Linked DNA regions of Homo sapiens: region 2 is linked to region 1. Evidence: read pairs that join two places in POLR2A ChIA-PET (ENCODE). Cell type or tissue: Panc1. All regions are shown on one strand. Links, peaks and the distances in the headings refer to the core of each region. The heading gives the core; the rest is flanking DNA.

The links. Peaks named below come from ENCODE experiments on the same cell type or tissue, not always from the same donor. Only the 100,000 strongest peaks of a DNase experiment are listed, where the experiment ranks them.
Region 2: POLR2A ChIA-PET joins it to region 1 with 11 read pairs; 4 of 35 experiments call an interaction of 5 or more read pairs at or near these places.

Annotation. Positions count from the first base shown.
Region 1 is chr5:96,120,265-96,136,824 of GRCh38, reverse strand. The region is part of intron 1 of LOC101929710 (a long non-coding RNA gene); the gene reads right to left. It also overlaps a transcript of CAST not described here. Among named protein-coding and RNA genes, the nearest start is that of MIR583, 49 kb to the right of the region's middle. In Panc1, for the core only: no CTCF peak of the experiment used is centred there; no DNase peak of the experiment used is centred there; H3K27ac peaks cover 4,584 bases.
Region 2 is chr5:96,317,070-96,333,629 of GRCh38, reverse strand. LOC101929710 (a long non-coding RNA gene) reads right to left here. Exons shown (of 5, transcript NR_130776.1): 3 at 15,086-15,157. It overlaps LOC107986365 (a long non-coding RNA gene), which reads right to left and starts at 6,613. Exons shown (of 2, transcript XR_001742457.1): 1 at 4,801-6,613. It overlaps LOC124901034 (a long non-coding RNA gene), which reads left to right. Exons shown (of 2, transcript XR_007058881.1): 1 at 1-137; 2 at 2,647-3,203. It also overlaps a transcript of CAST not described here. In Panc1, for the core only: no CTCF peak of the experiment used is centred there; a DNase peak (open chromatin) is centred at 8,719; H3K27ac peaks cover 2,669 bases.

The sequences.
Region 1 (16,560 bases), core at 4,033-12,032:
ATTCTGATATCATATATATAATGCAACAAATTAAAAAATGAATGACAGCTGAGGAAAGCCAGTTTTTCTCATTGTTGGAGGGAGATTACAGATGAGCAAGAGGAAGAGGCTAGAATTACACAGGTAGTAATAAATTAGCATTGTGGATGTTAGTATAAACTCATATTGAGCATAATATAGACAGATGGTTACATATAGAAAAATATATTCATATATGTATATATAGATACATTTCCTTGTTTTATCAGCTGAGGTGGCCTTGAGGCAATGACACTGCCACAGCAGCAGGCATATCTAGTGTCCAAATGTTAGCTTGTTTGTTTTCTAATACAGTATCCAACAAGAGGAACCAGGGCTCCTTGGAGAAGTGGCTGATTCTAGAACTGGGACAGAAAATATGCAAGTTGAGCCTGGAGTATCTTTAGTCCCAGAAAGCTAAGGAAGTGCTCAAAAACAAAACAAAACAAAACAAAACAAAAGAGGTGCAATTATGTCAAATGGGCACAGGAGACAGGAGCGAACTGAAAAAATTTCTTCTAGTTAATAAGTGGGGTGAAGGAGGAACACTAAAATAAATAACATAATATCAAATTAGAACCCAAAATATAAAATTAACATCCACTGCTCTACAGCACTTATTGACAAAAATAAGTGATTGAAGAAATACATAAATAGGGGAGAAGAGAACAAACAATCTCACTGAGAGAAGAATTACAAATAATTTACGTAGACATTGGACCCTCAAAAAGAGGTTGAGCATAACTCTCCATTCTTTAAGTGTTTGGGCTACACACAGAGTGCAGTGGTGTGATCTCGGCTCACCACAACCTCCGCCTCCCAGGTTCAAGCGATTCTCCTGCCTCAGTCTCCCGAGTAGCTGGGACTACAGGTGTGTGCCACTACGCTCAGGTAATTTTTGTATTTTTAGTAGAGATGGGGTTTCACCATGTTGGTTGGCCAGGATGGTCTCTATCTCTTGACCTCATGATCTGCCCACCTCAGCCTCCCAAAGTGCTGGGATTACAGGCATGAGCCACTATGCCTGGCCTCATATACACATTTTTAAAATAAAGAAAAAGAAAATAGGGAAAAGGCTGAGAGGGATGAATGGAGGTTGGAGGTGAGGACACAGAAGGCAGAAACACAAGACAATGGTGAGATCCTAAGCCCTTGGGAAAAAAGAGAAATCTTGGAATCTACTCTTTCCCAGGCTATAGATCTGAGATCTCAAGGTTGTCCTACCTAGATCTTAAGAGTTAGAAATCTCCAGCTAATGTTTGGTTAATATTAGTCAACATCTCATATTATTCTCCTAAGATTGTGCTAACTTCTCCCTTACCCCTTACCTAAACCACCACCATACATCCAATTACTTAAGCTAAAACCTAGGAGTCATTCTTGATTTTGCCTTTTCCATTACCTCCCATAACCAACCCATCAGCAATTCTATTTCCAAAATAAACTTTGAAACTATTTTCTTGTCTCATTCTCACTGCCACCCCTGGTCCCAGACACCATCATTTTCTTCCTGGCTGACTTTAAGATAATTCTATTTTCCCTTTACACACTCTTGCTTTGTATACTCCATCCTTTCACAGCAGAGTGATATTTTAAAGCAGTAAGTAAAATAAATTATTTGTTTAAAGTCATCCCGTGGGTTTCCATAGCTTTGAGGATTGAATGCAAACCCTTATGGTGTGGGAGGGAACCTGGCCTGTCCTGCTGTACCACCCACTCTCAATAGGCTCCCACTATGCTGCCGGCCTTCTGGTCCCTGCAAGTGCCAAGCTTTCTCCTGCCACAGGACTTGTGTTCTCGCTATTTCCTGGAAGTGTCTTTCTCCTTCTCACTCCATTTTCTCATCTTTCCTTGTCAGCTCCCATGTCCCTCCTTGTGGAGGTCTTCCCTTTATATTTTATTCAAAGTTGTCCCCACTTACCACAGGCTTTCTTTATTTCCTTCATAGCACTTGTTAAGATTTACAACTTACTTATGTGCTATTCTTCCTACTAGAGGCAGAAAACCGTGGCTCTTTCACTGCTGTATTGCCACTGCCTGGAACAATACATGGAATGTATAGTAAGCACTCCATAAATATTGACTGGGTGAGAGACTTCTTTATTTAGATGTTCTCCTGTGCCTTTAGGTACCACTGGCCTGCCACCTCTCTCTTCCTATGGCTTAGGGAAATCCACAGGGCTTGCTACCCCATATCTTGACTTTTGTGTAGCCCTTTCTTGCTTCCACACCAGACTTCCTACAAATTGACTCATGCAAACAGGCCTCAGGTGGGCTGTGGGTGGGAGCAATCCCTTGGGTCGCCCTAAAGGCCCAGGAGCAGCTGAATCCCAGTAGAGGCACAGATTGGGCTGAAGCTGAGATTCTTGATGTATTCATCATTGAAGTCTGTGCCAGTTATTCAGTAAAGCGACTTTTCACAGATGTAATATATATCTTAAAGACTTCTGAGAAAGAAAATGGAGATTGCATTGCCCTTTCTGAAATCAGTTTTAATCAAAAAGAGGTTAGAGAAACTCTATGGGGTGAAAGGCATATTCTTGTGGGTCTGCAGTTGTCACACGGTTTTGGTTTTATGTTTGTATTTTCATTTTAATAGTTCTGTAAACAAAAAATTCACATGAGCACATTTGGGGTAACCTGGAAAACTGTAACAGAGCACTGTAGCGGCCTTTTCAGTCCTTTACAGGCATTTGTGATTAATTGTTACCAACTAAAGGCCAAATGGTGTTAGTTCCCTCACTGTAGAAACGGAGGTTTTACGGTGGTTTAAACAGAGTTGTGTTCCTCAACGTTTGTTGCCAAATATGTGTGCCCACATCACTTGTTTGGGGTAAAACCTCTCACAGAACCTTGACTTTCACTGTTAATCTTAGGAGTCTGAGGGCTTCAGTAGCAGCCCACAGGGGCCTCTCCAAAAACACAGTGGGGAAGTTGAGTGAGCAGAACTTGACCTTTCGTAGCCCTTGTTCCTGTTCTCCAAACCCTGGCTTCTCGTCTTCACCAATGCAGCCCCCCTTTTCTATTTTGTACATCAGTCTTTGTGTAACCAGCCTGTTGATCAAAGTGCATTGTAAAACAAGTTTATAAACACTTGCCTAGACCATTGCAGTTCCAGGTAAGAATTTAAAATATTACAAAAATTTGTAATGAAGATTTTATTATAGCCTTATTCAGAAGGAAAATATGGGAAACTGGCTCAAACTCAGAACCATAAGCACAAGTAAATTTCCATTTAAAGCAAAATGAAACACATTTCAGTTATACCACTTAAAGTATTGGAATGGGATACTTCACCCCTCTCATGTCGTAAAGAATGTTACAGAAAACCTCAGGGTGTCACAGTGAATCAGGGGTAGAGCCAAGACTAGAACCTAAGGTTTCTCACTTTTGTTCCAGCACTCCTTCCATTATTCTGCCTTGTCCCCACATCCTTTTTCTCTCAAAATTACCTCATTGAGGGAGGCTTAACATTTCTAGGAAAACTCATGTGTGTGTGTGTTTTTTTTTTTTCTCAAAGCGTTTTGAGGGGTCTATGACCAGAACCAAAAGTGGTCTTTAAGCCAGAGTGGATACATTTGCTAATCTCTTAATGTTAACTTTTGTTTTGTCTGGTCACAGCATATTATTCTTTTCTACTTTATTCTTTTGCTTCAGCAAATGCCTTGAGTGTAAGTAAGACTTTTAAAACACTTTCTGTTTCTTCCTGACATCTTTGGAGTTAAGATGTACCCTTCATGTGACAGACTTGGTTACAAAAGAAAGCACTGTAATTTTGCCACTTCTGAGGCCTGACTCTTGCCTGTCATCTTAATATTTCTGAAGCTCTAATCTGAAATACACTGATATCCTTATCTGGCATGTGGATTCCTTTGTATCTGTTCCTTTTAGCATCTTGTCTTATATTCATATGTCTAGAGAACTTACTATAAAGTCCAGTGGATATGCTTCAAGATTGCTCATAAAACTCTCATTCTATAGGTTTACTACAGCTGGGACATATTTTCCTTCAATTTGCAAGACTGTGTTAACCAGGTTGGCTATAAATATTTATATAATTTTCCTTCTGTCTGTTCTCTCAGTCCATGAAGACTCAAGAAGGTCTGCCTTTCTATATCCATAGTCTTTCAAATTAAAGATGAGCCATTCCTTATCACACATTGTCACTCATATGTGGGAGCCAAAACAGATCTCATAGAGGTAGAGAGTAGAATTGTGGTTATTAGAGGTTGGGAAAAATGGGGGGCGAGAATGAAGAGAGGTTGTTTAGTGGGTACAAAAGTACAGTTAGATAGAAGGAATAAGCTGGAGTGTTTGATAGCACAGTAAGGTGACTATAGTTATCAGTAATTTATTGTATTTTTAAAAATACCTAGAAGAAAAGATTTGAAATATTCTCAACACAAAGAAATAAATATTTGAGGTGATAGATACCTCAATTACCCTAATTTGATCATTATGCATTGTACAAATGTATCAAAATATCACATATACCCCATAAATACATGCCATTGCTATGTATCAATAAAATTTTTTAAAAGAAAAAATGGCTATTTCCCTAGTGCAGGCTTTCAACATTATCTTTTGCAACTTTACTTTTAATTGCTTCCCTCTTTCCCTCCCTCCCTTCTGTCAAAACATACTCATTGACACTGCTTCTGTTAAACAGTGTTTGATTATAAGTATAGCCATACATTTAAGATTGGATTGAGTAGCTTCAGATACTATGTTTCCTTTGTGTGGCTGAATAAAGCTTTGACTATGTTGTGTGTAGAAGAAATTGAACAGTTTTGAAATGTTCTACTACATTTTCCATTTTCTGGCTTTTGCTTTCTAGACTTATCCAGTTGGGTTTGTGTCTTTTCAATGTACCCTGCTACTCTTGCTGATTGAACTGGTTTCAGACATGTCCCATGGCTGCCAACATCACCTGAATCGAATTTCTTGTTTTGGGTCCTCCCTGTGTATGATTTGATACTTATGTTTGTGGGACTTCATTTTATTTTCTAAAATGCTATTTTTCTGAATTATCAAAAGTTGGTGTGAACTCTTCCCAACTTCTAGGAAGTTAGCAGTCTCACCTATATGAGAGCAAATACAGACTTCCTGGGCTCATTGCTCTCATGTAGGTCGCTGATAAAAATAAATACCTTGGTGCTTTTTCTCTTAATGTAAAAAGTAGGTTACGGTGATCCCAAGGAGAATATCTTCTCATTTTACTGTGTTACAGAAATGCTGCTAGGCAGCAATCATGTAAGTCAATTGCTGCAGCTCTGCCATTTATTTTTCCTGAACATCCCACAGCTAAATGTAACATACGGCAATCATGCTTGAGGTTTTATTTTATTTTATTTTAGTATGTATGTGTGTGTGTGTGTGTGTGTGTGTATAATAACAAGATATTAAATTTACAGCTGCATTCCATTCTCCTGTGATAACTGATGTTAACAGCCAGTTGTGCAGGCTTCCAAAAATATTTAAACTTAGAGGCACATAGAAAGGGTTTTAAAAATACTATCACACTGTACATATTACTCTACAATTTTCTTTCATCACTTAAAATAACTTCATAGCATCTCTCTAGGTTAATAGACATATACTCTTTTTAGTAACTGCATGATATTTTACAGTCTATATATACCATAATTTATTTAACCATTACCCTATTGATGGCCATTAAGTTTGTTTCTATTTTTCACCACTGAAAATGTTGTTTTACAACATTACAATGTAACAATGCATATGTATTTTCATTGTGCTGCTTTTATTGCTGTAGGATAGATTGGGAAACTACAATTGCTAGATAAAGGTGTATGTATGTTTCTTATTGTGATAGATATTATTCATACTTTGTAAAAGGTCATAGCAATCACACTTCACTCAACGATGTAGGAGATTGTCCATTTTTCTGCATGCTTGTAAGCAATGGATATTTTTACTCTTTTAATTGTAGGCTAAACTGATGGTTATAAAAGAGTATCATGTTTTAATTTTTATTAGATAAGGTCAGTATCTTCTTTTGGTTTGTTGGTTAAATTTTATGGTCATTTGGATTTTCTCTCTTGTAGATATCCTGTTAAATAGCCTTTCCCTCTCTTTGAGTTGTTTTTCTCTTTTCGATTTGTAATATTTTATATTTTAGAATTAGTAATCTTTTATGTGCAATTTTAAAAAATAAACATGTAATTTTAACACAGCTTTAGATTTGCAGAACAATACCCTCCATACAGTTTCTCCTATTTTTAACATCTCATATTAATATGGTATACTTGTCACAATTAATGAACCAGTATGATACTTTATTGTTAATTAAAGTCCATATTTTATTCAGATAATATCCTTAGGTTTTTTTTTTTTCCTAATGTCCTTTTTCTGTTCCTGAGTACCATCCAGGAGACCATGTTACATCTTCTGTGTCTTTAGGCTCCTTTGTGCTGTGACAATTTCTCAGACTTTCTTTGTTTTTTGATGGCCTTGACAGTTTTGAGGAGGACTAATCAGGTATTTTGTAGAATATCCGTAAATTGGGATTTGTCTGATTTTTTTCACATATTGGACTGGGGTTATGGGAAGTGCTATTTTAATTGTATCAAATTGAAGATACATTCTATCAACATGACTTAGCATTGTTGGTGATGATCTTAATCACTTGGCTGAGGTAGTGTTTGTTATGTTTCTCCATTGTAAGTTACTCTTCCCCACTAACCCTTTTTTCACAGGTACTCTGGAAGAAAGTTGCAGCCCAGGGGACAGCAAGACTCCGTCTCAAAAAAAAAAAAAAAAAAGTGTGTGTGTTTTCTTACCTGGTGCATTTATTCATATGGAATTGTATGTAATCTCACATAGTTGGCATACCGATTTCAACAAAGTACAATTAGTTATAAGGGATGCCTCAAAATACCACACTCTGGGTAAAAAAACAAAGGTAATCAAGGCAATGCTATTATAATTAATACTTTTTAGAAATAGCTTCATAGTATTTGAAATCATAAACTTTTCTACTTGTCAAAGTTTTGTTCCATTTTCTAAATGATTTCATGTTTTTATTAGAGTCCTTTTCACCAAAGTCATATTGTTCTTAATATGTATAATATAGAAAAATATCTCTGATGTCATTTTAAGCCTAAATTATTTTTAAATGGATCGGGAAATAGTAGTGAATACTTTATTTCATGCATCACTGTGCCACTGATGATCACTCTTATGTCAAAAGTGAACAATTTCCTCATATTACTGAACAATTTCTTCTCAATAAAGCAGTGATTCATGACAGTTCCTGATGAGAAGTGTCTGTCCTATTGTAATTCCTTCTTCATTTACCTGGTGCAGCATCAGCCAAAGGCCCAGGAACCAGAGAATCTGAGCTTCCTGTGACAGACTTCCAGGACAAGACTTCCTCTTGTTGAAGCTTGCCTCTCTCACCCACCAGGTTCATGAAACAAATCCACTCAAGCCTAGCCTTCTCTGAATTGTTATCCACCCACTTTAATAAAGATCTGGGGGCTCAGCCAGACCATAACCAGATTCATATTCTATTTACAATCTGTATACATTTTAAATGAAAGCATATAAAACTGTCTTGGGGGATATTAAGAATGAATATGCACAGTATATCTGGTCTAGATTGCATCTGACTTTTAACAAAAATATTTAACATACACCTGTAATAGGCCAGAAATTCTATTTGCTAAGGATAGAGAAGAGTGCAAAATGGACATGGTCTCTATTGCTAGGTAGCTCAGTCTTAAGGTCTTTGATTTATCATTTCAGCTGCAAGAGAAAACAACATACTTGACTTAGCCTGGGTCTCCTGTAAGCCTTTTAAAAAATAAATAAAAGATAATGAAAGGTCTAACTGAAGCTCAATCACTGGCCCTACTTTCACAGCTTTTCAAGTGAAGTCTCATATTAAATGAAATAATCCATCTTAAGATGTCCTGTACATGACCTTGTGCAATGTAGGCCCTGAGGAAGCAGTATCCATCCCACCCATTTTTGGGGGATCCATTTAAACCAAGTTCTACTGTCCTTCTGAACTGGGGTTCTGCAAGATAATTAAGCTCTAATGTCCAGAGGCATCAGTTAATGGAGTGAATTAATTTCACTTCTATGCATCCAGAAGGGTACTACCTATGTACCACTCTCAGGAGACAAGAAAACAACTACTGAAGTCGTTTTCAGTAGTGCTTGCTTCTCTCATGCGAACCTCAGCTGAAGTTGAGAAAGGTTGGAGGATAGTGTCGCTTTCACCTTCTGTTTTAAAAAGCAAGGTTAAATTGAGGGGAAAATCTAATTTGGTAAAGGCACAGACCCTAGAACAACAATAAAAAATAAACCAGGAGCCAAAAGGTCTCTAGAGAACTAAGGAAGCAAAGAGAAAAGTTAGACTCACTGAAGGTGAGTGCTCTAAGCAAAACCTAACTGTGCAGAGTCCAGGGCCGAGGAAACATCAATCAGACTAAAATCAAATACTGTGTAGTTAAAACCAAAATAAACGCTCCCGTTCACAAAAAGAGACAGACCAGAAAAGTTTAGAAAATATTATGCTTCTGTGTATTCCTCAGGGGGCTTCAAAACATTTGATAAACCTGCTAAATGCTCAAATACCCTGCAATATTCTAATTACACGAAGGGAACAGGGCATGCCACTAAAAATCTCAAGACTGAGAAGTTATCCAGATGAGAAAGGTTTATGTCAGAAGTTAATTTGAAATTCCAAAAAGTGCTTAAAATAATTTATTTTAATTACTCAGTGTCTCTTTCCCAGACAGGAAATTACCTAACTCAAGGACATAGAAACTCATCATGACCTTATTCAAAGCTGACAAAGACACAACAAAAATTAATCTGTAGAGCTTCAGTGATACTGAAGTTAACATGTAAATGCCTACATCCATATAGTTCAGTCGCATGAGGCACACATGCAATAATTCATAATACCATATAATTCATATCATTACCAACAGGGTTTATCACAAATCGACTTTAAGCAAGTGATATAAAAATTAGATTTATATTTAATGCACTATTGTAAGTTGCACCAATTGCCAGTGTTAACACTGGCAGCATTTGATGCCAAAAAAGCTTTTAAATGCTTGGAAGGAGAATGCTTTCCAAAACTGTTAGGAAAAAAATTTTTAAAGGAAATTGGGAACAAAAAAAGAGAGAAGAAACATTTTTTTCTCTTGTAATTTAATATTCTGTAGAAAGACCATAAAGCATACTCTAAAGAAAATATATTTGGACTTCTCAATCAAGGACAGATGAAAACAAACTGCTCTTCCCTCCTCTCTCCTTCACAATTCATCAGTACAACTAGGAGGTGTGGCTGGGTGAAGTACTCAGCTTTCAGACACAGCAAGTGGTAACACTTGAGGATATTAGCTCATTTTCAGATGAATTTACATTTCATTTTTAAAATGAACACCACCTGTCTGAATTATCAGGTAGATTTTTAAAATGAAATAAAATACAGTGAACAACAATAACAATGAAAGTTTATCCCTAAGAGTATCTTTCTTCACACAACCAATTACTGAATTTCACAATTTCACAAAAATTGTAATTTGTAATGATGCATCTAATAATCTCCTCTGGCCACACTCTACCATTTAAAATAAATTCAGGTAAAATTATCAGAGGTGATTGCAAATAAAGCTATATATTACGCTCACCTTGATCTGTAACTTGACTTTTGATAATAATGCTAAGTTATTCCAACATATTTTAAAGTCCTTGGACATTGAGCTGTTCAAATACCATTGCCAACGAAGATTTGGATCGCCCACATACTTATGCCCCTAACATACAAAAGTCATAAGTCAATAAGCCTTCAAAACATGGAGGACCTATTTACTTCATCCTTTTTCAAGTAATTAGAAATGGTAGAGGCTAGAGCCCAAGTTCTGGGTCCCATTGAATTCAAAATATGACTTTCTAATTTCTAAGGTCATAATTTTGTGATCTTAACCTTTTTATACCTTAATTTTCTCACCTAAAAAGGAAAATAATATCTTCTGCATAACGCTATTATAGAGATTAAAAAAGATGATTTATACAGTGTTTTGTACACAGTGTTTTTGTACAGTTTGTGGTACATGGAGATAAACAAATAACTATAATTATTGTGAAGAAATTATGGATTTTAGGATGCCCTAGTTTGAATACTTACAAATACAACAGCTACCTTGGTTTTAGGAACTATTTAAGATAGCTTACAAAGATATTTAAAATATAAAGTCACTAAGTCAAAATGTAAACACTAAAAAGAAAAAGGGAAAAAAAAGATGAGGTTTTAAAAAAGGCAAAATATCAGAAAAGATGAGCTTTATCAGTTATATATAGTATGAGTCCTAAGATGGAACAATGACTTAGGAAAATAAATCAATAATCAACTGATACTAAAGCAAGATAGAAATTTTTCCCAAGAGTTATTCAAAAGAGGACAACGAATGGAACAAAAACATCAACAATACCCTTATAAAAGATAAATTTCACAATCTATTTCTCAGTATAGCTTCCCCACAAATTGCAGCTATACATTTTTTTTCAGAAGTCCCATACGGAGCAACCACAAGCACTTTTTGAGTTTGAGAAATTATTAATATAACAGACTTTGTGCTGAGTTTGCAAAGGAATTCCCAAAGGAACCTTTCCTTCATGGAGCAAAAATCTATAATTGTTACCCTATCAAACAAGCACACACACTCTGTACTGATTCTTCTAAAAGAGGGTCTTCATGGAGAAAGGAGAAAGCAGGTAATTTTTGAATGAATAAAGAACATTTCTGCAAAGAAAGCAAGAATCATACCAGAGATCATAACTGTAAGTACTCTGTAGAATTTAAGCTTTAACACCTCCTCATGCTTGTTAAAGTCTGTTTTCTCCTAGTAAGCAATGTCAAAACCCTGAAAATGAAAGGGACAACAAATTAGAAAGACTGCATTCCACACCACTGCCGGTTTGGAAAGGAAGAAAGGGAAGAGAGGGGAAGTCTGTGGGAGCAGACTGAAGTAGTCCCTGTGCCAGATATGTCCTGGAAAAGTTGAGCAGATGGCTAAAAAAAGATACAGAAATACCTCATAGAAAAGGAAGAATGATAATATCTGACTGTTATTGAGCGCTGAGCACTTTAAGCTGAGTGTACCATTTTAAGTTTACAACAACCTTACGAGGATAGTACTATAATTATATCCTTTATGCAAATAGGAAAACAAACACAAAAATGTTAAATCATTTACTAGCATTTCCACAGGGCTTGCAAATACTAGAGCCAGGATTCAAAGTCAGGCAGGCAAACTCCAAAGCCCTTTGACATTGCTGCACATTAGATGAAAAATCCACTTGCACATCTGATCCAATGCCTCACTATCCGAGTTAGCTTTGAACTTTAAAGAGCTAACCTTTAGATGCCTGCTCCATCACTGAGAAAAATTATTGAGGTCACTGTAGATAAGAAGTTACAGTTATTCATATCTACCCATGAAATATGACATTTACGGAGTTCTTAATCACTGGGCTAGCAACCCAACAGTCACTCTTTAAATTTACAGGGACTTTAGACACCATTTAAAATGTTAAGCAAAAACCTATCACCAACTTAAGGAATACATCCCATGACTGCTTTGCTCTCAAAGGCTGCAGAATCTTTCTAAATAACAGGCTTAGAATAATCTACATAGAATCAGAGTCTCATTTGGTAAGGTATGGGCAGTTACGATATACATAAACTGTTCTTGTGGGTTAAGATATCTTTGCCCCAACCAAGTGGTAAAATTTTGTTCTAAGAATCGGGCTACTCTTTTAAAAATTTAATCAAGGGAGAAAAGAAGATAACCACAGAAGGCTAGTCTTTAAAGTCTACTGCTGTCCTATTCAAATATCAAAAGACAGGGTAAACAAGGTGGACATAAAATGGTACTGAGATAACTTTCTCATTATCTTCAACACAAATTATTGTGCAATAGTTGCTATAACCCTCAGTTCTGTAAAAAAATTTCATTGTTTTGTTACCACTCTTACTAACTTATCTAACATTTATATGAGAACAATGTTTAAAGTGTTGGTCATCACTATTAAGAAATACAGGTACAGACTACTATCAATTTGCTTATTAAGTAAATAACTATGTAAGAAGCTCATCCTATGACTATAACAGGCACATCCTACAGGATAGGAATTAACGAAAGGAAAATGGAACAAAGTAAGGTCCCTGTCCATAAAGGGTTGATACATTAAGATGAAAAAAATTGGAAGTTATAATGAATTACAAGTAAATCTGAGTCAACCATATAGTTGGATGTGTTTCAAGATTTTTAAAATCACAGAGTTTAAAAAGAAGAATAAAAATGCTTGAAATTTTTAGGTTAGATCATTTAGAGAAAAATAAGCATAATAGAATTCAACTGTCTTAATAAAAGTTTCTGAGGGCATTAATAAACTCTGTCTTAGAGTTGGGCATGGTGGCATGGACCTGCAGTCTCAGCTATTCAGGAGGCTGAGGCAGGAGGATTCCTTGAGCCCAGGAGTTTGGGGCTGCAGTGTACCATGATCTCACCTACAGATAGCCGCTGTGCTCCAGCCTGTGCAACATAGCCAGACCCCATCACTGAAAGAAGATAAAATAAAACAAACAAAAAGCCAAGCTCTATCTCTGCAATAAAATTTAGGAAATGAAAGTTTGATCTGAGCAAACATAAGGACAGCCTTAATGATTGGGATGATTAAATTTTGGTGAAAAAACAGGACTTTTCCAGATCTAAAATCTGAAACATCAGTCAATTAAATATTGACCATCTTTTTGACAGAACCAACTGCAAAAATTGTGTATGGAAACAAGAGGTAACTGAATAGAACCTCAGGCCTTGTGACGCTAAAAAGAGAATGAGAAAGACCATAAGATAGGCAAAGCAGGGGGAAAAAAAATCTAAGCAATTTTAAGGAACGATAGGCCATTTCTTTCTAATATGTTTGCAGACCTTAAATAAGTGTTTTAATGTAAAGTTTTTCATTTAAAATCAGTTCTCAATTCTCCCACTCGGGAGTTGAACCATAGGTGCATTAGTATAATTGAGAAGGCATTTCCATCTTGTTGAATTTACTGTTAAAACTATTTTGCAATGTGGGTACATACCAACCTTCAGTTGTACCCAGTAAAAAGCCAAACTTGGAATGAACCAGCAACTGTTTTGCTAATCTATCAAGCAAACAATCCTCAAGTAGATAGCCCTGAGTTGACTTTTCCATCAGGCCAACCTTCAATTTTGAAAATAGCTACTTAAAATAAAGCCTTAAAATGCATGCCAATAATGTAAAGGTGTCAGAGCTTTATTTCTGAGTTCCACATCATGATTTTGTTTTAACCCTGTCAATCAACAAGCCTTCAGGAAGACAATTTTTTATTAGACATTAATAATGTGTTCATTATGCCCACCACATGGTTAGTAAAAAATGGAGAACTGGCCTAGGTGTCCAAGTAAATAATGATGAAAAATGATCACTTAAACTTTTGGTTTCCATACCTCCTAATTTCACAGAGATGTGGTAAGAACATGATAAAATAATGGATATGAGTGTTTCTCTTAAAGTCATTCAAATTCAAGAAACTATTATTATAAGCCTAATACGTGTATCCTAAGACCCTCTCAATGGCATAATAATGAGAATAGAACATATCAAAGAGACCATTGATGCATTTCTATAGGTCAAAAAACTAGATCACAATAAAACAACAACAACCATCCCATTAGTTCAGTTAATTCACATTAAGCATGTATAGAATGCCTACTACATCCTGAACATTGTGGAGATATTTCTTGTGCTCTGGGTATAGAAAAATTAATAAGAATGGTACTCAATATTTGGAGCTTACAGTTGTTCCACTGACTATAAATGCATATTATCTGATAAATAATGAAAATGATCACACTGTATGAGCTGGACAGTTACTTTATTTGACCTCATAAAGCAGACATAAAATAAAAACACAAAACTGATGCTGCCATCTGAATATCCATTAAACATCCACATAACAAATTTCACTTCTATAAATATATCAGCTTGAAAAAAACAAAAAGCAAACCCAAAACAAAACAGTAAACTCTTGCTTTCAGTTTTTAGATAATTATCTTATTTCTTCAACTGATATGTGCACATGAAGTTTGAGAATAAACTTTCTACCCCCTCGAACACATGGATGCAAGAGAACCACCTCCAGCCCGAACTGGTTATGATTTGAATAGCAGGTCTCAAACAAGTTCGACTTTACCTTAACTGGAATTTATCTAACTCAAATATTGCCAGTGCCATTTACTATTTTTATTGAATAGAAAAAAGGCTCAAAATCAATTTGGACTATACTCTTGGGGGTTGGGAATTCACAAATCCAAGGAAGGAACTTTTGGTTCCAGAGTTGAGTTATAAAGGAAAAAAAGTATCTCAGCATTTCAAAACTTGCTCAGAAAGGAAAAGTTATCTTTGCATTATAAAGAAGTTCAACACAAGAAGTATTCTCTCAAGTGTACAGCAAAATTTTTACTCTACTTCTGATAGGAAGAACACAAATGCATGTTTGAAGCTAAAAAGGGTAGTTTCTCAAAACTTGTATTTTTTGCCTTTGTGATTTTTTTCCTAACTAAATTGAAACTGACCAATGAGATTTTGAAAGAACTCCATTGTTCAACAGTATCCTATAATCATAGAAGTAGTTCTCACTAATCGCTGAAATAGCTTAAATAATTAGAAATTACAATCAATACCACTTGAAGCCCTGCCAACCTAAAAGACACAATTTTGCAGTGGAAAAAGAAAATTAGAATGCTTAATTGCAGAAGGAAGAAAAGATATTCTTACTGAAAGAATGAACTAAATTTGGATTAAAATTATATTTGTTTTTTTGTCACAATACCACAATCATTTGTTTCAATCAAGAGCAGGGGTGGGCAGGGGGTGGGTGGAGAAAAGGAGAGAGGGATCAAAGCACCTTGCTTAGTAATAGTCCCTTCCTATGTCTCTTTCCATCCCAGGAGTGTCCCTAGGAACACTGCATTGCCAGCCCATTTCTCACTGACCCAGCAAGCACACACAAATTTTCCTATCCTGGGAATCTTTGCCTCTAAGAGAACTAATAACATGATCCCATTGCACTTACACTTCAATTGAACTTGCAAATGAAATTTGCAGACTAGGATGATCAATTGTATTTCTTGGCTTGATTCAACTTCAGAGCCTCACCGCCAAAACGCTGACTGTGTAAACTCACTGAAACTAATCTGAGCCTTTCTTTAAGCAAGTTCTATCCTGATCAGGTTGCTTTTTTTTTTTTTCATCAAAATGAATGCAAGCTCAAATACTGGGTGGAGTTAGCCCCTATGATTATTACAAAACACTTATCAACCAGAGTGAAACTATGAAAGGATTAGATCCTGAAGACTGTCCTATTTAATAGTCCTAGCAGCCAGGGACAACAACAAAAACAAAATTTATTATGTGCCTATTCTGTGCCATACACTGTGCTTAATCTTAAGAATATAAGTCAAATAAAACAAAAGGGCTCCCCCAAAGCCACATCATTTATTCAACAAATTAATGTGCCAAGCACTATTTTATATGCTGGGGCTAACAGCAGTGAACACTACGCCCTTTTGAAGCTTACATTCCAGTGGGCATAAACAGGCACTCTTTTAAAAATCAATAAGAAAGTCATGTGGTATTTTAGATGGTGATAAAAGTCTATAAAATAAAATTTAAAATAAGCTGGGAAATGGGTAGATAATGCCTATAGTGGGAGAGTCTTGACTTTTTAAACAAGGTGGCTAGGAAAGGTCTCACCAAGTACGTGGTATTGAAACACGAGTGAATATCACCTTTGATATGAAGGTGGAGGTGAGAGAGTAAGCCAAAATGGCTATCTGGAGAAAAAGTAATTGAGGCACAGGGAAAAGCCAGTGAAAATGGCTTAGGGCAGGATTATGCCTGGCCAGGAGGACCAGCAAGAAGATCGGTATAGCAAGGAAGGAGAAAGAGATAAGGTCACAAAAGTTTATATATATATATGTATGTATATTATTATATATATGTATATTATATACATATAATAATGCTTGGCACATTAATATATATTATTTATATGTATATATTATATATGTATATTATATATATACATATGCTTTGATCAGTGAGGAGGCTATTACGGTATTCCAGGCAAGAGATGATGGGGAAGGGACAAGGGTGATAGCAGGGCACAGGGTCAGAGCCTGAACATATAAGTTAGAGCTCTCTGATTATATGCAACAGAGAACCATTATACCAAAAGAAAAAAAAGCTCACAGAATATTGGTGAATCTCATGAAATTGACAGGGAATATAGAAAACCAGACTTGCAAACAGGATAGGAGCAAGGCCAGGGATTACTTACAGGGCAATATCTCTGGAATGCATGAGCTCCAACTGTTGCTTCCGGCTTTGCACCATTCCACTCAAGATTCAATTAACCAGGAAAATCCAACTTTCCAAGCTTAGGTCACATGCCCATTTCTTGGCTCA
Region 2 (16,560 bases), core at 4,334-12,333, 200 kb before region 1:
AGCTGACCTCCAACAGCAGGAAGAAGGAGCTTCAGCTTTGGACCTGGTCCCTGGCCCCACCTGACTCCAGGAGGCTGCCCAGATCAGAACAGGGAGGATGCTGGTTTCAGTCGGGAAGACCAAGCAAGAAAAAAAAGGTGAGAAGGCTCATGGGGCCCCATTCCTTTCCATTCACTTCACTCACACAGGAGGAAACTGAGGCCTCCCAGCAGGTCAGAGACTTGCCCGGCCACCTAGGGCGTCTAAGTCAACAGGAAAAGGCTGCTCATTCTGGTTTTTCTTTTTCCAAGCCTCTTTTCCAAACATAGAGCTCCTCATCTGACCGTGCAGAAAACAGCAAAAGCCTCCCTGTATTAAAGTCCCACCAGGAACACACTGTACAGGTCACTCTAACTCGGGCACACACTGAGTCCTGGAAGTGCAGACAGAGCCAGAGGAGCCCCAAGCCCCTGCCCCTGTTAACTGGGTCACCGCTTCACACCGAGAAGTGGGAGGGGAAAGGCAACAATTTGCACTTCGTTGATGGGATATTAATGGAATCAGGGAATGGCAAGGAGAGACGCTATAAAAAGACAAGAACTTCTTCCCTTATAAAATTGGCAGCTCAAGCCCCAGGTCCTTAAAGAGAGAAAGGACAAACAACAAGGACCAAGGCAGCAATCAGCACGCTGAGCGATAGTGGCCAAAAGGAAACCACCTGGCTGGAGTCAAAGGTACAGATGGAACCCAAGCCAGGAGACCAATTTGTGTGGAGGAGGGAAAAACAGGGCTGGGCAGAGCCAGAAAAGGCTGTTAGGATACCTTTACAGCAAACTCAAGCCTCAATGGGGTGTATGTGAAGGCGTGGGACAGCTCGGCAGGTCCTTGTGGAGCTGCTAAGGAACCTATGCAGTGTCAGCAGTTTGAAGTGTTAGCCGGACAGTTTTCTTCATTATCCTCCCCCTGACTTGCACCTAGAGATAAAACTACCCCATCATGTCACATTTGTAGACGTCCATGTCGTCGCTCTGTCCTCAAGTTTGGACTCACATCTCAGTTTCTGGGACTTGTAAGAACAGGTATCTCAAAGGAAGGCACAATATTCTGCATGCAACATGATTTTAGACGTACACAACCATTTTTATTTTAATATATTTTTATCATCACCCACTACTTAGGATAAGCAATATTAATTTTATTTATCATTTAAAAATTTACTAAAGTAAAAAAAAAAAGCCGAAATCAATTTAAAGAAAGAAAAGTATTCCAGCAAAATTAATGAAGGTGATACACAACAGCCATAAGTCTGGGAAACGCTGCTCAAGGTACTCCCAAACAAGGGGCAACATTGGCTGCAGAATGAGCTGTGTCTCACCATGAGCCTGAAGGAAAAATACAAGGCTGAAACATGGTCTTATAATAAATGGTGTGAATTCTCCTACCCTCCGTGGCTACCCCTGAGGTTTGTTTTGTTTTGTTTGTTTTGGGAGAAGAAGGCTTTTATTGATCTCTTGTATAAACTTTCCAGATGGGCATATTTGATTTTCCTCTTTTACAACTGGGGGACTCTGAGGCCTCCTTTATCCCAGATCACTTACAGAGCCAGTGATTAGGTGAGCCATGAGGGGCTTCTGGCTCCTAACAAAGTTCTCTTATAGAAGAAGCAGAAAAGTGTCAGGAGTGACTGTTCCACCTTCTGCCAATGACATGTTGACTGTGTGATAAGAAACAAACTTTGGCCCATGAATGATTATATCCCCATCTTTCCTCTCCATATCACTATCATCTAAGGCTGAAAAAGCAAAACCAGTTAGACAAGGATTTAATCCATAGTAATCTCTGCATTGAAAAGCCTTCCAAATCTGTGACATTTCTGTCTATAAACCCACCAGGCAGGGATAGTGCCAGGATAAAGATGAGATTCAGTAAATATGTAATGTTGTCAACAAAATAATCTCCTTAAACTCTGACCTTTGATTCAGCTAGTTACTTGCAGAAAATAAATAAAAACATATTTAAAAAGCATGTTTTTATATGCTGGTGAGTATATAAAAACAAGGAGAATAAACTGCAATACAGCATGAGCTGATTGATTGAACTGAAAAACAGGAATGATTTGGTGTTTTGCCTAAAATAACTGAAAACATGAATGATGTAGTATTTTTGTTTAAAATAACTGAAATGTTTTTCAACAAGTTGATTGAGTTCATTACTGCTGTTGGTACAGGCTCTGCCTGTGTTTCCCGGTTGCATAACTTAGAAGTGGGGGATGCCACATACTTCCCCTTTGTCATCTTCTCCTACCTCCTCCTTCGGTTTGGTTTCATGGAGTTCTGTGTGTAAGAAAGGGAACAAGAGTAACGGAGGTAATCTGACATTTAAGGAAAGATAAAGGAGAACTAGATGTGGAATCATTAAACTGGGTTTTAGTCTCTTCCCCTGGTCCTCAGTTTTCTCATGTGTAAAATAAGGTGATAGGACTCCTGAGTCAAGGTTTCTTAACCTGTAGTCCACACCCTCAGCTACATAAACCTTCTAAAACTGAACATAAAAATCTTTCCTGGAAATGGAATCCATAATTTTTATCTGATTTGCAAGTGTCATCAACTGTTGTCCTAGATTATTTTTAAGGTCACTTCCTGATCTAGTATTTTATTATTGTCACAGGCAGAAAATCCCAGCAGATATGCAGTGGCATGGATCCAAGTGACAGAGATGAGCACAGAAGTTACTGCTTTCCTTATTCCTCTCCTGATGCTGAGCACCCATGACTCTTCACCCTCTCCCGAAGTCACTCCAGGGTCCACACACTCATACATAATGGGCTACCTTCTCAAAAGAAGGGAACCCTGGGTTCAGAACACAAGACATAATACCTTTGCTGTTATGAAATCATGAAAGAATTCTTGGATGTTCACAAACTAGATTTGCCCAGCTCCCACAACATCTTATTTTCATTAGCTTTGACTAAAGGGAAAATTCCTCGTGACACTGTCAAGGGAAGCTTTAGAGCGACTGAAGTCATATGCTGATTGTTAGAAGCTTCTTAAAAGCATGATTTTCGTTGCCATCTAAATGTATAGAGGCTGATAAACTGCATAGGAACTGGGGAAAAAGGGGTGAGAAGAAGTAATAATAAAACGACGAGCTATTGAAAAGGTGTGACCATTAAAAAATCCCCAACTGATACATTTGTCCATAAAATGAAGCCCCTTGAGACATCACCATGTTTCCTCTGTTCTTACTAAGCTAAGTGAGAGGTGAGTGGGCACTGAACCTTCTCCCTTCCTCACTGACACAGAGATGGTGGGGGAAGCCAAGGGGAAGCACCTCTCTTCTGTCCACATCTTGGAGTCTGGCTAACTCTTACCAAACAAGGGAGAAAATATGTCTTAGGTGGAACCATATAAAACTGCCATCTTTGTAAATGGTCTTTTTAAATGGTTTTTTAAAAAACCATCTTTTTAAAAAATGGTCAAATATCAGCAATTTCATATGGTTCAACTATGCAATATCTCCAAAGCAGGACATCCTAACCATTTGGGTAATGACAAGGTGTTCCTGACTCATTGTTCTTTGGCAGAAATGACTAACTCTGGAGAAAAAGACAAGAGATGGGTAATTCACTGTGAAATCAAGTTGGCCCATTCTTAATGATTAAAATAATGTCCTAAAAAGACAGAAATGTTTAACTTCCAAGATATCTTTTAAACCAACCCAGAAAATAGAGTTATGCTTCTTACAGAATTCAATTTAACAAATCTCTGCTCAGAGCCTAATTTGCACAAAGCACAGACTGCTGAATATAGGAATATTTGCAGAGTTTCTTGAGATTAATCTGATAGTGAGGGAGAAATCCTTCAATACATGGAGAATAGCTAATGCCACAGGAATTATTTGTTAACAAAGAAAGGCATCTGGGTCATCAGCACCATTTCTGAAATTGTTAAATCTTGACAGTAACGATTACAGCTTTGTTAGGAGCAGAAAATGTCAGGAGCATAAAGAGTAGCCTGACTTCTCATGTTAGTGCTACTGGACATGAGGCCTTCTAAAGAAAGCAATAATGCAGTAAAATAAGACTCTGGCTTTGTTATTTCTAGCTGCAGCTCCCCAGGGAAACTGGGCAGTGGGGCCTATGTTCTAGGGGGGATCCCTGTAAAATTTACAGCATCTGTGGGCAGGAGCAGGGCTCCTGTTGATTGACATTCCTAGCAAGGCCCATCTGTTTGTTCAGCTTTTTCCTGAGGGAGCCAGAAAGGGCTTGCTTCAGTTTCTTATAATGAGTTGAAATTCCTAATAAGAGAAAGCTTTGTGGTTGAGTCAAAATATTAAGAGAAGTAATATGCTGACATTTTAAAATTCACAACTTTCACCAATTTAAAAGCACACGTTATCACACTGTTTTCTTAACATTTCTCTTCCTGGTGCAAAAGTGAGGCTAATTGCACTCTTGCACATACCCAAGTGGTTTCAGAGAGGATCCAGGGTCTCCACTGGACCCTCAGTTATCAATGAATCCACAAGCATTACTGCTACTAATAGAAGATGATAGATAGTAATAATAATAAGCTTGTAATAATAAGGCCAGCTAAAACTTTATGCCAAGAAAGAAAATTTAAGATATGATTCTTGCCATATGGGTTGGAGAAAAAGAATTCATAAATTATTTTAAAAGTTACTAAATAAAACACAGTTAGGACATTCTTCATAATTTCAAAATATACCATATGAATAATAAATGCCATAGGGCTAAGGAGAAAGGGAATCTCAGATGGAAACTGGAGGGGTCTGGAAATAACTGAGGAGGCAGAGCTTTACCTGATGATTTCTTGTTTTGCTTCGCTTTTCCACAATGAGAAAGGGAAGGTAAGTTATACCCAGTGAAGAACCAGGATCAAGAAGCAGGAAATGGCATGATAGTTAGAGCATAGAAGAGCTTGGCTGGAAATGAAGGGTCAAATATTTTTCTTGGAGGAGATAAAACCTAACTAACTCAAGTCTTAAGTCAGATGGTCTGAAATGCTATTGCAGGTCATGTCACATCTTTTCTTGCAGTGAGCGAGTGAGAAAGACTGATGGTTTGTCAATCTTTTTCTCCATTAAAATAACTGGCACCGAATCTGCCTTGATTTCTGCTCCTCTGAAAAGTGTACACAAACGCCCAGAAAGGAAACCTAGTAGCAAATGGATATTCAGTTCTATAGCCATGTCACAAGGAGAGAGAGAGAGAGAGAGAGAGAGAGAGAGAGAGAGAGAGAGAGAGAGGGAGAGAGAAGGAAAGACAGAGAAAAAAGCAAGCTAAATTCATTGTTAATGCTTCTGACCTGCAAAAACAAATCAGAAGATAACTCCATCCAGTGCAATAAAACACTCATCCAGGCCTTCTGGGCAATTCCCTGGGATTTGGGAACCCAGTAAGTGGCCTGATGGAGCTGACAGATGCCATGAGTTTTTAACATTTTTCAGAAGAGCAGTTAGAAAGAAATAGTACCTGGGATCTTTAATCGTCAATGAAAATGCCAAGGAAAGCCCAGCTTCACAAGAATGAAAGCAGCAAAAGAATAAACAAAAGTTGATTATTTCAACCAAAGCTACATGTGTCCTCATTTCAGAACCAGTTGAGTTGCTGGTAGAGATCTGGGCTCATTAGGGGCATCTGGTGGAGGAAGCCGGATGGCAGGAAAGCAGAATAATCATCTTCATAATCACTAAGATTTGTACAGCACTTTACAAATTGTAAGGCACTTCCAAATATATGATGTAATTTAAAATGCCCAAGGCTGAGTGAGATCAACAGAGTGAGTGTTATCCTCATTATAAATACACAGAAGCTGCTGGTGCATAAGGGACTGCCCTAAGTTATCCCTAGAGTGAGTTGTTGAATCGCTCTTCTGATCTCTGATCCATTGGTCACAGAATTGTCTTCTCTACCTTAGAAGCACAACACAGTTAAAAGACACATGCGAAGAAAACCTTCTCGTTTATTTTGTGCTAACCCAAGATGTCTCTAAGTGTCTTGAAAACTTTATTACTGATTCTAAAATTATATTTTCAGCCCATTATTCCACTGAGTGTTGGGGGTCACTCTGCCGTTTTCAAGGGGAGAGAATTAACGTCCTAAAATACTATTTGTAAATCATGAATTAACATCTTTCCTGTAAAAAGGATGGCACTGGTTAGCTACCATTCTTGAGAGAAATGAGAAAATAGTTCCTCAAATAATTTTCTGTGTTCTGTAGATTGAATAAGGATCCCAGTAGTATACTTTATCTTTGAAGGAGGAATCCCTTGGGGATCAGAAGGCAGTATCATGCTTTTTTCTCTTGTGTGGCTACTGCAATAAAAGTCATGATAATGATAACAATTACCATTTATTGAGAAGTCACTATATGCGAAAAACTGTAGTAAGTCCTTTACACACACTACCTGATCTAATCCTTACAACAAATTTGAGATTCAGGTGTTATTATTATTACCACTTTACAGATGACAAATGTGAAACTCAGGAAAGTCAAATAACCTTGTCCAAAGTCATACACGGAATAAGAAACAGAACTGAAATTAAACTGAGATCAGTTTCACTCCAAAACCATCCCCTTGCCCATGATATGCTCTCATTATAGATGGCAAACTTTACCATTTCCATTGCTGCACAAGGTGATTGCTTCTGCTCCATCCCCCTTCAACCGTTCCAGAGAAGGAACAGCTACCACTTCTGAGCAGACGGATAAAAACACTGGTTAAGTAACAAATTGGCCCCTGACATTTGAATCAGTGTTGAAACCTAAAATAAGTATAACATCATAAATCATAGAAGAATAGAACTTGGTGAAATCTCAAGTGATCATGAACTCTATTCATAATCATTCAATTAACACACTCACTGAGAATCTGCTGTGTGCCAGATAATGCGACAGATGCTGAAGACAAAAAAAAAAAAAAAAAAAAAAAATGAAAAGCCATAGTTCCTGCCTTTGAGTAATTTACATTTTTAAAGGAAATACAGGCCTGCAAACAAACAATGGCAATACCGTTAACAAGTATAATAATGAGGTACGTACAAATTAAAGAGGGGGCCCAGTGAAGAGAATGATCAACAGTTTGGGGTTCCAAAAAAGCTTTCTAGAAAAAGATGCTTGAGCTGGGTCTTAAAGTAGGAATAGGAGTTTGACAGATAAAATTATGTGGGAATGATACTCCAAGAAAAGAAGAGGAGAACATTCAAAGCCATGGGATATAAAAACACATGTAATGGGGACCTGTGAATAGTTCAACATCGCTAAAGTTTAGGATGAGAGTAAGGGTAGTAGAGACATTAGACTAATGAGGCTTGTCATGGAGGACCTTGTAGGTCATTCAACGTGAGATGATATGCCATTGAAATCAGAAGGGAGATTACCACAATAGATTGGGAAAGGGTGGACTAGGAACTCAGCAAAGCAGCAGCACCAGAAGAAATGGGTTAAAGAGGAAAGGTAATAAGGGAACCAAATCAACATAAGTTAACTTAATGACTGATTAGATGAGACAGTTTGGCAGGTAATAGGGGGTGGGGAAAAGTCATGTGGATGATATCCAAGTTCTTGGTTTGGTTGGATGACTGAACGAGCAAGTTGGGTGAAAAGACAAGGTATTCCGTTGGGAATAGTTTGAGATGGTATCTGTAGCACACCGTTGGTGAATGTTCTGCAGACCCTTAGATATGTGGAGAGACTTAATGTATCATGTGGATCGCCAAGTTGGGTCTTTGTATACCCAGCCAAAACAGAAATCTACCCATTGGTGCCATCTACCCATTTGTGCCATTTTCCTCACCATGAAAGACATTGGCATTGTTAATTTATATTGCTTCTTTCTAAGAGATCGGAGGCTGGGTGCGGTGGCTCACATCTGTAATCCGAGCACCTCGGGAAGCCAAGACAGGCAGATTATTTGAGCTTAGGAGTTTGAGACCAGCCTGGACAACATGGTGAAGCCCTGTCTCCACAAAAAATACAAAACTTAGCCGGACGTGGTAGCATGCACCTGTAGTCCCAGCTACTTGGGAGGCTGAAGTGGGAGGATGGCTTGAGCCTGGGAGGTGGAGATTTCAGTGAGCTCAGATCACACCACTGCACTCCAGCCTGGGCAACAGAGCGAGTCTCCGTCTCAAAAAATAAATAAATAAATAAAATAAATAAATAAAAAAATAAAAGAAAGAAAAAGGAAGAAAGAAAAGAAAGAAGGAAAGAAAGAGAGAAAGAAAGAAAAGAAAGAAAGAAAGAAAGAAGAAAGAAAAGAAAGAAAGATTGATTGATTGCTTGGAGCTGATTTTACATCCCAAATTTATTTATATGCCTGCAAATAAGCATGCATAGGAATTCTCTAACTCTCTTTTTTAATAGAGATTCTAGTCTTCAGCTTTAGTTTCCTACCAATCAACCATTTTATTTTATTTTATTTTTGAGACAGGCTCTCACTCTGTCACCCAGTCTGGAGTGGAGTGGTGTGATCTCAGGTAACCGCAACCTCTACCTCCCGGGCCCAAGAATTCTCCCACCTCAGCTTCTCAGGTAACTGAGATTACAGGTGCTCACCACCATACCCAGCTAATTTTTGTATTTTTAGTAGAGACGAGGTTTCACCATGTTGGCAAGGCTAGTCTTGAACTCCTGAGCTCAAGTGATTCACCCACTTCGGCATCCCAAAGGTTTGGGATTACAGGCATGAGTCACTGTGCCTGGCAACCAATCAACCATTTCTTATACAAATATAGAAAGGATCATATGGAACAATGACCAACTTATATATAAGAACCTGTTTACTCTTGTCACTTCATAAAACTTAAGTGGAACCTGGGGAAAAAGGTAAGGGTTATAGTAGTGTACCTTGTCATGAAGAAAAAAAAAATGAGTTCTCAAATAACACACATTAAGAGACTATTTTTGTATATAAAAGCTTGACCATTTTTTAAAATGTTTAATTGGGTATCAGGTCCTTAGGGTGCAGTGTTACAATAAAAACCTTGAAAAACTAAAATACATTCATATTAATGTTTTCTCCTCATAAATGCCTTGAATTACAAATAAAGAATTACCACAAGATGAAATGAGGAGGAACATTCCTTCTATTTTAAAGACTAAAGAGTGAAGGTAGGGAGGAAATGAACTGATATGTCTCATGTGTGTCTAAGTAGGCAAGAAAGGCTAAGGGAGAATTGTTAAAGGACATTCTAATTACGATTAGGATAAAGGCCAGTTCAGCTAAGCAGTCACATCTGGCTTCTAGTGATACCATTCTACATAATGGAAATAATAAGTTAAGGTAGTAAGATTGTTGGAGTCTCTTGTGAATATTAGACGTATTTCCTCAGTGAGTCAGACTTAGAATGTCAGAGAGATCAATTTATGTGATTACAATTAATAAGGTAATTAAGAAATGGAGACAGCTCAAGAGGATATTGCCTGATAATTAATAACCAGCTGGAAAGGATAAGGGTCCTAGGGAATGGTGAATTAAATAAAGATCAGCTTGGAGAATTTCTATCAATAAGATATGGGCTATTTTTTAAGGCAGTCAGGGTTAGTATCTGAAGGCCATCTGCTAAAAAATAAAACTCTAATTAACAGGATTTTTGGAATTTCATGTCCTATAACATTTTAGAGAGGCCAGAAAGAAGGACAGAAATAGGCAGGGAGAAGGAAAGAAGAAAGAAGGTCAGAAATAGGCAAGGAGAAGGTAAAGGAGAACTGCACTGTTCATGGAAAAGAGCACGTGGTCTAGAGGGAAGGACCCAGTTCTACCTCCACCTCTGCCAGAGATGAGCTGTGTTAACCGGAAGGAAGCACTTCTCTTCAGGGCCCCTGGTTTCTTCATTTATAAAATGAGATGATTGAACTGTATAGCCTCTATGGTTCCCTGTAGCTCTGAAATTTGAATTATAAACACAGGTCCTTAACAATGACAACCCTTAAAAACTAAAAATGAACACTTGGGCCAGAACAATAAGTGGTCATTTTTGGCTATTGCTATTGACTAGATACCAACAAGCATCAAAGCTCCTGACTTTAAAGAAAAAAATTAAAAAGAAAAATATGGAAGGAATTGTCCCATTTTCTTAAGTCATGCACCTGAAAATAGCAATGAAAAATAAAGCAAGGGACTATGGTTTATTTTTCTTTGCAGCTCCCGATACTTGTAACCAGATAATTTATGGTTACAGGAGGTCTAGCTACAACTATTGACAAAATACCCCTTGTCATAAGAAACAACATAAAGCATTCACCTCAAAGCTCAATCCCCTCAGTGACAATGTTCTCTGGAAACCAAAGCTTAAAAATCCCTGTAACTTGTTAAACTAGGAATTGTCCTTGCTAATCAGACACTCTGGTGGTTAGGTAAAAACATCTTTGAAAAAAGGCACCAAATGTGTTATGTACACAGAGACAAGTGACAGAACAGACAGCTGCTTGCTGGGACCTCAATTTACCTCCCACTTCTCCAAAAGGCTTCAATACCTGAACATCGACTGAAGTTTCTAGGCTGAAGTTTACACAAATGGAACTGAAGGGTCAGAGCAGAGAGTTGCAAAAGTCAATTTTCCTCAGGCCAAAAAGCAAGGTAGGCAGGTTAAGCAGGGAGGGGACAAAAGCCTTCATGCCACCGTATACTCACCCAGAACAAAACAAAAGCAACATGTGGGAAGAATAATGGCAGAAGTAAGGGAAGAGTCCCTTTCTCCTCCTTATAAGCCCACCATACTGGGAGAATGCAATGTAAGGGTGAAGAAAGCAGCTACCTCTGGTTTCTACCATCATCAGTGTAGTAGTGGAGTTGGGGGAAAGCATTTTACAAAATCTAGTAATTTTCTGATATGTTGAGGCAATGTGGGGTTATTTAGAACTTGAATATAAAGATATCAGAAGCTGCGGCAGGAAAACACGCAACTGAGAGAAACAAAAAAGCAAACAATGGGGTCTCTTTCAAAGTTTCTGCCCCTGTCCCCTTGTTCTCCTCTGGGCCAGAAGCTCCTGCACATTTGGGTGGATGGGAAGGCCTGAAACATCTAATTGCTGGGCCCTTCCCAAGGGTCTCAGATGGCATGTTCTCTCTTCTCCACAAGCACCTAGGCACCAGAAAAGCTGCATAAGAATGAACAGCAAGGCATTTTCAAAGGGGAAAACAAGAGTCATTCAGTGACAGGCAGCTTGTCAAGCAGGTGTAAATAGATAAGGGCTGTGGCTCCCGGTTGGAGAGGGATGATGGGCAGGCTGTGAGGCAGGAGGTAAAGTTCATTGTTGGTGTCCCTACAAATGACCGTAGCACTTTCCTCACCTCTGGCAAGGCTCTCTTCTCTGGGATTCCTTACACAGCGTACCAGCCTCTGTAGCACCCTCAGGGCCAACCAAGCAGCCTCCCAAAATGTAGCTGAAGAATCACAATTCCCAACTCTGAGGTTCTACTTGTATTCTTGTTTCCCAAGTTAAGCAGTGATGTAAATTCCAAGAGTAGACCACCAAATAAATTGGGCACACCAGATAAAATAGACTCCCTTCTATGGATACTGCACATCAAAGGGAACCCATTCTTTCAGGCCCCAAGGAGTAGAAGAATTATTTTGGCAATAGACAGTTTGAAAGGATTGTAGTTTGTGATTAATTATTTAAATCCCAAGTATTTAACCTAAGACATCCAGATAGGTAATCAGTGAATAAAGCTCTTGTTGGGTTTGTGTCATTTTGTTTAACAAAGCAGTTTACTTGGAGAAGGGAGATACCATAGCATGGCATTATACAGAAATAATAACAATGGACCTGAAGTCACCTAGAAGAGCAGCCATGATAAATAGAGTTAAATATACTCACCAGGACATCTGTATGTCATGCTTACATTTTTCTTTATAACTCAAACGTTTTATAATGTGGAAAGAGTAACAAGCTAAGAATTCAAATCTAGCTTCCAGTTCAAGCTCTGTCACTAGCCAGTTATGTGATCTTGGGCAATTTGCCTCCTTGGGACTCAGTTTTCTTACCTATAAAATGAGGACACTGGTGACTTGTAAAATTCCTTCAAGAGCCAATTAATGGCCCAATAATCTTGGACCATGATTATAAGAATGCTCTTTTAGAAGAAAAGAACATTCCAGTCTGGTCAGAAATTTCAAGACAACCATCCAGACACACTTTGCCAATTATTCATCACTATGACACTTTGAGCCTAAGAAGGCAGCAGTATTAATGTGTCAGAATATGCAATACTGTTTTATGAGTTTGCAGGCTCTAACAAAGTGGTTATCAACCAGAAGCCATTCTCACTGCCTCAGGCAGGAGACACCAGTCAATGTCTGGAGACATTTTTGGTTGTCACAGTTGGAGTGGGGTTGGGGTGTAAGAGGCTGAGGAGTGGGAGGATGTTACTGGCATCTAGAAAGTGGAGGCCAGGGCTGCTTTTAAACATCCTATAACGCACAGGACAGTCTCCACCACAAAAAATTATCTGGTCCCAAATGTCACTAGGGCCGAGGTGGAGCTCTATGAATATAATGGCTAGGCAGATAGCTGAGTGATGAAACAGGTAGGTAACCTGGAGAGATAAGCACTCTCACCTTTACCAGGCTGTGCCCATGTAAGGATGAGGACCTGCTGCTGCAATCCTCCATTTCCTCCTGTCATCAATCTAGATTTTGTAGGAACTCATCTGACTTCTGAATCATGGCGACGACTCACCAATTATTTTAACATATTAAATTTCTGGGGGAAGGGGGACTATCAGATTCAGACTGCAGGCTGCTGGTGTGCCACCTCTGTTTTAAGTCTTAGATGGCAGACACCCAACTGCATCCCCCTAGCCTGCAAGAGAAATTGTTCAAAGGAAACATGGCCACTTGAACTATTCTGCAATTCTATGAGGTTAAATAGTTTTTCAGGGGCAAGGGACTGTCTATTGTACAACTAGGAAAAACATGCAGTGAGTGATGAGGAGCAGCAAGTTAAATGTGTTTTTCTTATTCAATCTTGAATTTAGCCTATATTCAGGTTTTGTTTATGTTAATGCCAACTTGATTTTCTCTTCCTTTAAGTCAGATTTAATCCAGGAGCCCCAGTGCTGCTCAGAGGAAATCAAGCAAAAGCCGACCGGGCACGGTGACTCACGCCTGTAATCCCAACACTTTGGGAGGCTGAGGCGGGCGGATCACCTGAGGTCAGGAGCTCAAGACCAGCCTGGCCAACATGGTGAAACCCCATCTCTACTAAAAATACAAAAATTGGCCGGGTGTGGTGGCAGGCGCCTATAATCCCAGCTACTCGGGAGGCTTAGGCAGGAGAATTGCTCGAACCCAGGAGGCAGAGGTTGCAGTGAGCTGAGATCATGCCATTGCACTCCAGTCTGGGAACCTGGGCAAAAATTCCATCTCAAAAAAAAAAAAAAAAAAAAAAAAAAGCAAAAGCCTTTCCAAAAGAGGCCACAGCCTTTTTAATGAGCTGTCAGTCTCAGCTGCTTTGAATGCTGTAACTTTCTTAGGAGGAGTAGTTACTGCAGAGCCCTCATGTTTCACCAGGGCATGAAATGTGAAGGCTCCAGAAACATTTGTTTTTCAGCAGGGCGACACAGGGATTCAACAGATCTCTGCTATGAGGAGCCTGGTTAGATATGAAGGGGTGTCAACACCTTTCCTCACTACTTCCTTTTGGGATCTTTGCTATGCCTAGTAGTGAGGAAAGGTGTTGACACCTCTTCATATCTAACTAGGCTCCTCACTGGTATCATTAATTAAAAACCACCCGGCTGGCCCTGGACTTCTCACTGCTCATTGATGGAAATTTTATCTGGCCTTTTTCTAGGTTCAGACACCTGACTTGGACAGCAGACACTCACTTTAGAGCACCTGGCATGGACTTTCTCAAATAACTAAATAGTGATTCCGTTTTCTATCACCTAATATCATCTGGAAGTTCTAGAACCCAAAAGTGAGGTTGCTTACTGGTAACTTTGAAGAGAAGGTAACAATACATTATGGTTTCTAAAGCACTTTCAGCTCATCTCACATTGTTTTCACATCTATTGTGACTGTGATACACAGAGCACGCCTGTGAAGTCTGTAGGATTGGTCTTACTATTCACATTTCATTGATAGCACAACTAACCTATATAACAACCCATGGGGAAGGTAGTGTAGCATAGATTATGGAGCAGATTGCCTGGGTTCAAATCCCTGGGTTCAAAGTTGTTTCTTATCAACTGTACAAGCTTGGACAAGTTTATTTTTCTGTGTTTCATTTTCATCATCTGCAAAATGAGAATAATAGCATTTACCTGATATGGTTTGGATGTGCATCCCCTCCCAGTCTCATGTTGAAATGTGATCCCCAATGTTGCAGATGGAGCTTGGTGGGAGGTGTTTTGGTCACGGAGGCAGATTCCTTGTGAATGTCTTGGTGCTGTTCTTGAAGTAATGAGTGATTTCTCACTCTGTTAGTTCACATGAGAGTTAGTTGTTTAACAGAGCCTGGCATCTCTCTTGCTCCCTCTCTTGCCATGTGACATGCCTGCTTCCCCTTCACCTTCTGCCATAATTATAAGCTTCCTGAGGCCTCATAAGAAGTCAAACAGATGCTGGTGCCATGCTTCTACAGCCTGCAGAACCATGAGCCAAATAAATGTCTTTTCTTTATAAATTACCCAGTCTTAGGTATTCCTTTATAGCAATGCAAAATGTACTAACACACTACCTCATAGGGTTGTCATGAGACTTAAAAGAGTAAATATATATGTAAAGTACTTAGGAAATGGCCTGGCACAAAGTAAACACTGTAGCATTAACTACTAATGTCATTTTCCAGAAGAGGAAACCAAACTACTAGATATTCCTGGCAGTCTGACAGCTGGGAACAGACTCAACCATTTTACTGTCACTCAATGAAGAAATCAACAAGCAAAGTGCGGAGTGATATGTCAGTTGCCCATCATGCAAGGGGGACATTGAGAATTTGAAACCTTGGTCCCTTGACTTCAGATGCAGTGTCTTTCCATCTCACCATGTGGCCTTGGGTATGATAGCATGCCTGGGAGAACAAGCAATGAAGGTGTAAAGATGTATGCAACACAGCAACTTGTTATATCTTACTTTGAACAGTACCAAGAAAGCCTTCATGGAGTGCTGAAGTATATGAAGACTATGGCCCTCTGGAACCAAAAGCTGTGGGAGCAAGAATAAAATTAATCAGTCCAGAAACACAGTTCCTGAAAACTTGTGGAGCTATCACCATTATCTCTGAAATGTGTGTGCCAATACATCGGCAAAAAGCATTCACTTCCCATAGAAGGTTCTTTGAGTTCGGTTAAACATACCAGGCTGAGCTGGAAGTGAAAATAATTGCCTACTCCAGCACTGGAGAGTTTCAAATACATAGCAACTTGCTGGGTGTCCAGAAATTGATCACTTCATCATCCAGCAATCCAGCCAGGGGAGCAATTGCTCCAGTAGGAAGGTTAACAGGCAAGAAAATGAATCAGCGTCTTATGGTTACAAATATGTTTTTGCTGCTCTCACTACAAATTGCTGTGATTTTTTTTTAAGTTCAGATGCCTAGATATTTTACTGCTCAGGCTATCAAGCCATTGAGCTATTGTTACAACAACTGACCACGCCATGATAGCATTATCATAGCTGTTTTTCTGTTGTTGTGTGGTCAGCATTATGGATTGGGAATAAATTTGAGCTATTTGCTGATCTGCTTTCCAGGATGCAGCATTATTGGCTCTGAAGGAGCTTTAGCTTTGTAGTCTGTGGATGCATATTGAGAATAATATCAGGGTGCAGATGTTACCAAACCTTTATATGTTTGGTTTGTTTCCTAAAAAAACACCCATAAGATCCTCCAAGGGGCCCACCTCAGTTAAGCTAGGAATTCACTCAGCCTATTAATATACTAAAATGCCAAGTCAGGGCTTCTCTGATTGTTGCTGCATGCAATAGGATGTGACAGTTTTTAGAAGTGGCTTGTTTAAAAGCTTTGCACTTCCTTGGAAGAAGGGTTCATGTAATATGACTAAATAATTATTATGATCATCATACATATTCATCAGATAAAATTATTTTTCAAGTATATACAGAACAAAATATGCTAGGTTTTAAGGTTTTCATTCTAAAATAGGATGACACCATTCTTTTTTTTTTTTTTTTTTTTTTTTTGAGATGGAGTCTCACTCTGTTGCCCAGGCTTGAATGCAGTGGCATGATCTCAGCTCACTGCAACCTCTGCCTCCTGGGCTCAAGCGATTCTCCTGCCTCAGCCTCCCTAGTAGTTGGGACTACAGGAGTGCACCACCATGCCCAGCTAATTTTTTTTTTTTTTTTTTGTATTTTTGGTACAGACACAGTTTCACCATGTTGCCCAGGCTGGTCTCAAACTCCTGGGCTCAAGTGATCCACCTGCCTTGGCCTCCCAAAGTGCTAGGATTACAGGCATGAGCCACCACACCTGGCCAGGATGACACCTTTATAATGTACGTGTGACTTGCTTTAAATAAACCAGTAGTTTTCTGAAATGTCAAATGTGTGTGGTAATGTTCAAGCTGGACAAGTATCTCCTTCGGTGT